2 separate regions of the Mus musculus genome follow, and region 2 is linked to region 1. Evidence: chromatin loops called from intact Hi-C (ENCODE). Cell type or tissue: left cerebral cortex. All regions are shown on one strand. Links, peaks and the distances in the headings refer to the core of each region. The heading gives the core; the rest is flanking DNA.

The links. A loop is a pair of places that touch in the nucleus more often than their neighbours do. Peaks named below come from ENCODE experiments on the same cell type or tissue, not always from the same donor. Only the 100,000 strongest peaks of a DNase experiment are listed, where the experiment ranks them.
Region 2: a loop joins it to region 1, with 16 times the contacts of the local background. A loop is called at or near these places in 11 of 42 quality-filtered maps.

The regions. Positions count from the first base shown.
Region 1 is chr7:18,872,176-18,875,092 of GRCm38, forward strand. No RefSeq gene overlaps it. Among named protein-coding and RNA genes, the nearest start is that of Pglyrp1, 11 kb to the right of the region's middle. In left cerebral cortex, for the core only: a CTCF peak has its summit at 1,402 (motif pointing left); a DNase peak (open chromatin) is centred at 1,328; H3K4me3 peaks cover 902 bases; H3K27ac peaks cover 654 bases.
Region 2 is chr7:18,209,581-18,212,497 of GRCm38, forward strand. No RefSeq gene overlaps it. Among named protein-coding and RNA genes, the nearest start is that of Mill1, 34 kb to the right of the region's middle. In left cerebral cortex, for the core only: a CTCF peak has its summit at 1,546 (motif pointing right); a DNase peak (open chromatin) is centred at 1,567.

The DNA of each region.
Region 1 (2,917 bases), core at 238-2,737:
AAGGGTGGCAGAAGCAGAGTGATCGCCAGAGAGTTATGGTACCCATAAAGTACCAGCATACCAGAGGGTCAGGCTGATCTCAATCTTAGCCCGAAGTCAGGTAGGATTGAGCAAATAGGTTTTTCTTAGTTTATATCCACAGCCCTTGAAGTCTTTTTTTTTTTTTTTAATAATTTACTTTTTTATTCAAGTTACATCTGGATCACAGCCCACCCTCCCTCTTTTCCTCCCAGTACTACGCTTACAAGTCCCGCCCCCTATTGCCTCCTGGCCCTTTAAGTTTTGAGTTCAAAGCTGAGGCAAATCCCCTGATTGATAGTTTCCTTAAAACAAACAAACAAACAAAAAAGACTACACTTCCCAGCTCCCTTTGCGGGCAGGCAAAGTAAATCTGAAAGGGAGTGACTACTGGAGTACACGCAGAGGGAGAGGGGGAGAGGGGGAGAGGGGGAAAGGGGGAGAGGGGGAGAGGGAGAGATATTTCCTCTCCTATACAGGGTCATAGACAGGGTCACATCTTTTTCCTGCAGGTGTTCTCTCATCCACCCACGTGTATGGGACAATGTCCCGTCGCCATGACTGAAAGGGGGGTCCCGACCCGACTCTTCAGGGTCAGATGCCTCTTCCTTTTAAGCCGCTTCAGAAATCTTACACTGATAATCTGGTTTTCATATCACAGTTACGTGTTGTGCATTAAATACCTGCCCCTGCTTGTATGTTTCCAGGACCCTTAGCGGAGGACAGCATCCTGACGGCTAAGCCCCCACGGAGACAAGCAGAGCTCTGCAAAGGCAGGACCATCAGCTACAGAGCAAGGAGGAGCTGAAAAGCTTTGGTAAGAGAGGGACACTGAGGTGAGCTAGCGCCAGTGGTCCAGCAGGAGCATCACAAACCTAGTCACTTTCTGCATCTTCTCACGGGATGGCCACATTAATTTTGGCTTCCCTTATGAAAGCGAGCTGGCTTTCAAAAGTTTCCATGGTTATGTTTCCTCCAAAAACATCAGTAGCTTCACATACTTTCCTTTGTTTCCCAACAAGAGCCAGACTGATTTTTCAAAGATGCAAAATCGCTCTCATAACTCTCATCCCCCAAGTCCTCTGTGAGTCGTCCCTAAGTGCCCTGGGAATGAAATGCAAGGGCCCCTCCCACATACACTCCAGTGCTTTCCATCCTAACAATTAAAACCCAGGAAAGTCTATACCGCTGGTAAATGATTGCGATTGCCTCTGCTGTTAACAGAAGTGATCTGCTCTGCGGGAGAGTGGTAGGGAGGCAGAAGGCAGGACAGGAAGGAGCGCTGGGGGTGGGAGGGGAGGAAACCTTATGGGTTCAGCGGTTGCTTTTACGTACGCTGGTAAAAATGGGGACATGGCACCCTCTGGTGGACAAAGGAGAGAACTGCGGTAACCCTGTGCATCGTGACTCCCCTCACACACACACACTCTAAAATCCCAGAGGTCAAAGGTAATAATGATCCCAGAATTCTGAAGCTTCCAGGCAGCCAGGGTAATTGTGTGAAATATAACATTTCTTTTATTAGTAGTCCCTGGTTTTGTTTTGTTTTTTAGTTGTATCTTTTCTCAACCACTAAGATCTGTGAAGATAGAAACCTCTCTTGTTCACAGCCCTTGTTCCTTTAACAGGTGGTTGGAGCACAGAATAGATGCTCAGTAAATGATACGGGATGTTATTCACTGTCTTCAGCTCAAACCTGAGATGATGTGCTGGCGCAGTGGTGGCGCACGCCCTTAATCTCAGCACTTGGGAGGCAGAGACAGGCGGATTTCTGAGTTCGAGGCCAGCGTGGTCTACAGAGTGAGTTCCAGGACGGTCAGAGCTACACAGAGAAACCCTGTCTTGAAAAAAAAAAAAAAAGAACCCAGAGGATGTGTGTGCCCCCACTTTGGATCGGACCCAAGACCCTAAGACCCAAGACCCAACATGGAGTTAGCAGCTGCTAGCCTCCTTCCAGAGCCTGTACAAGCTGCTTCCCTGAAGTAGTAAGCAAGGGGGGTCAGATGAAACCCGAAAGCTCCCTGTCTCTGGGTATGAAGAGAGCAGGGGCACAATTGGTGGGGTACCCAAAGATTCCCCCCACGGTGGGACAAGAGGAATGGGGATTCGAACAGAAGGAAGCAGGTGGGCTGTAAGTTAGGAAGCTGGAATATTTTAGGTTGTCTTTGTTTTTAAAGCATTGATGTGTGTGAGTGTTTTGCCTGTAGGTGTGTAGGTGTGCCACACTGGTGCATGCCTGGTGCCCAGGAGTTGAGGAGGAGAGGCTCCCCTGCATTAACTAGGATTACAGATGATTGTAGACTGCCGTGTGGGTACTGGGAATCAAACCTGCGTTCTCTGCAAAGGCAAAAAGTGCTCATACCTGCTCAGCCATCTCTCAATGGGCCAAATTTTTAACCCACAAAAACTTCAACCCCACCAGGTCGTTCATCCTTAAAGCAGGGGAGGGTAGGAAAGCTTTTAAACAGAGATGCCTGCATCTTGAAGGTAAGGGTAAAAACAGCCCTAGGAAGTACCTGTGTGGTACACAGGTTGGGCAAGGAGCAAGTTCCTTCTCTCAATAAAGAAGAAGGAAAGCCTACTATTAAGTAAGTCTCCCAGATGTTGGGAAAGGTGCCTGATACCCTACACTCCTCCTTCCTGTGCCGACTCCCAAGAGAGCTGTGGTCTGCTGCACAAGAAATTCATTGTGTGTTTTTGTTGGAGACAGGGTCTCTTGTAACCCAGACTAGCCTCAAACTCCCTCTACACAGCCAAAGATGACCTTGAACGTGTGAACCTCCTGTGGCTTTATAATTACAGGCACGGACCAAATTACCTGGTTTATGTGGTGTTGGATCTAATGTGGAAATGTCCTCCTACTTTTGCAAAAGCCTGGCAGTGCCCATGTGAAACCAGA
Region 2 (2,917 bases), core at 101-2,600, 660 kb before region 1:
GTGTATGCAATGGTGTCAGTGTTTGGGGGTTGATTATGGCATGGATCCCAGGATATGGCAGTCTCTAGATGGTCCATCCTTTTGTCTCAGCTCCAAACTTTGTCTCTGTAACTCCTTCCATGCGTGTTTTGTGATTTTTGTTTTACAAACGACTTAGGTCTTTTATGAGCTCCTCTGAAGGGACTTTTAGGTATTTGAGTATCCACTGGCAACCTCAACACCTGAGGTATTTGTAAACATACTCTAAGCACTGGGGATCTGAATCTCTTCATCCAAATGACTTACTTTCCCACTCAGGGATTGCACTCCTTTAGAATGCCATGTATCCAAGAGTACAAAAGCAACAAAAATTTAATTCATTTAAAAAAAAAACAAAGGACACAAGTTCAGTGGGAAGGAATGGAGCATGGATCTGGGAAGAAATGAAGAAAGGCATGAAAATTATCTGAATACATTGTAAGAAATTCTCAAATAACTAATATCTTTAAAATGTGATTGTAACTCTGTCTGGCTTATTTTGTTTGGCATAATATCATCAATATTTATCATATCCAACCAAGACCAGGATGTCTATGTCTGAGTAGTATTCTGCATACCAACTGGCCACACTTCACTTCTCCATCCTTCCACTGATGAACACTTGGGTCACTTCCACTTTGGACATTGCTCTTTTCAGTTGTATTTGCCATATGTCCACAATTGCAACTGCTGAGTCACATGATAATTCTATTAACCTTTCAGAAAAATTGCTACATTGTTTTCAGAGCTGCTGAGTATTGTTGCATTCATAGTATCAAGGGGCATGCATGGTTTCAACTTTTACAACTTTTTTCAATTGAATTTTTTGCATAAACAATTCCAGTTGAGTCTAAAGTCCTGGACCTTTGTTTTCCCTGGGATCAGTAGGTTGGATATTTTTTTTCTCATATTGATTATTGATCACTTGTGTGTAGTCATTGTATAAATATCTATTTGGGTCTTTGTCTAATTTGATATTAGAATGCTTCTTTTGATGATTTTAGGTGCTATCTTCTGGGCATTAATTTCTTACATGATTTTTTTTTTTTTGGTTTTTTGAGACAGGGTTTCTCTGTATAGCCCTGGCTGTCCTGGAACTCACTTTGTAGACCATGCTGGCCTCAAACTCAGAAATCCGCCTGCCTCTGCCTCTCGAGTGCTGGGATTAAAGGCGTGAGCCACCACACCCGGCTTTGATTTTTATTTTTGAAATAAGGCCTCACTATGTAGCCCTGGCTGGACTGGAACTTGCTATGTAAACCAGGCTGGCCTCCAACTCACAGAAATTGATCTGCTGAGATTAAAAGGTGGCCACTGTGCCAGACCTTTAACTAATCTTTAATTTGTATGTATTCTTTCCCATCCTGTGGATTATCTTTCTAAACACGCGTGTTTTATACCGTGTTATCATAAAGTTTAAAGCATGTGTTCTTATACCTAAAGTAAAAATACTATTATCACCTTTGCATTAAAAACAGCACAACCACCCTGCCTAGAGTTTTTGAGTCGCATTCCAGAAACTTGTCGCTAGATGGCACTAAAACACTGATCAGAGAATGCGATAACTTCCAGCAAGCAACTACAAGACAGAATGCATATGCACTACAAGGACAGTGATTTGGCTAAAAGGATATTAATATTGTTGCTTTACTGTCATCTCTATTCCGTTTGGACATGACCATTACGGAGCTGTCGCTGCAGGACAGCTGAGTTAGAGGCTGTGCAGGGACCTCCATTAATAGATAGGGATCTTGCACCTGGGGCACGAGTTGCTGTGTCTGTTGTGTTTCTCTCTCTCTCTCTCTCTCTCTCTCTCTCTCTCTCTCTCTCTCTCTCTCTCTCTTGTTATTTTATTTATTTTATATTTCAAATATTATCCCCCTCCGTGTCTCCCCTCTGACAACCCTTACCCCCTCTGAAAATCCCATACCCCCTCCCTCACATTTGCCTCTAGAGAGTGCTCCTCCACCCACCCACTCCCACCTCACCGCTCTAACATCCTCCTTATGCTTGGGCATCAAGCCTCCAGTGTGTGTGTGTGTGTGTGTGTGTGTGTGTGTGTGTGTAGCAAAATTTCTCTGTTGATATGTGGGAGAGGTTAAATAGGAAGAGGGACTGGAAGGAGTGAAGGGAGGATATCAACTGTGGTTGATATGTAATATATGAAAGAAGAATAGAAGTTAAAAAATAAACTTGAGCCTTCCTCACTGAGATCTGTCCAAACAAGGTGAAGAGAAGAGGGTGGGGAGGAATAACTGTATATTCAGGAGCCACTCAGAGAAGAATGAATCAAGGTCCTTAAGCAAGAGGATTCTGTCTGTCTTCTGGTCTGTACCAGCTCTGAGACACCTTGGGCATGAACTCTGTGGATGGTCCCATGGTCCCCAGAGGACTCTCCACCCTTTAGGCATCCTAGCATGCCCAGAATCTTAGGATCATTGGTAAGTGGAACATAACATCCATCCAACACAATTGAGAGTGCCTGGGGTCAGCAGGAGCAGGACACAGGAGCCCTGCCCAACCAACAGCTCGGGTTCCTTATGGTCGACAATGTTCTACCTTGGTTTCAAACTCAGCAGACAGCCCCACAGTCCCCAGAGGAGGTACCATTTCCAGGGGCTCTAACTCGGGCAGGATCCCAGGAGATTGGTCACACCAGGATCTCAGGGTCTCAGAGGAAACTTGACTGCCAATAACTCTGACACACCCAGAATCACAGGATCACAGAGAAAGCTGGACTCTTAGGAGTTCTGACTCAACTGAGATTAGAGAAAGGACAGGTTTCAATCAGATATATTGAGGGCAGGGAGCACTTGAGATAAGCAGATGGCTGGAGGCAAGCATAAGAACAGAATCGACAGAAACCAAAGATACCTGGCATCATCAGAACCCAACTTTC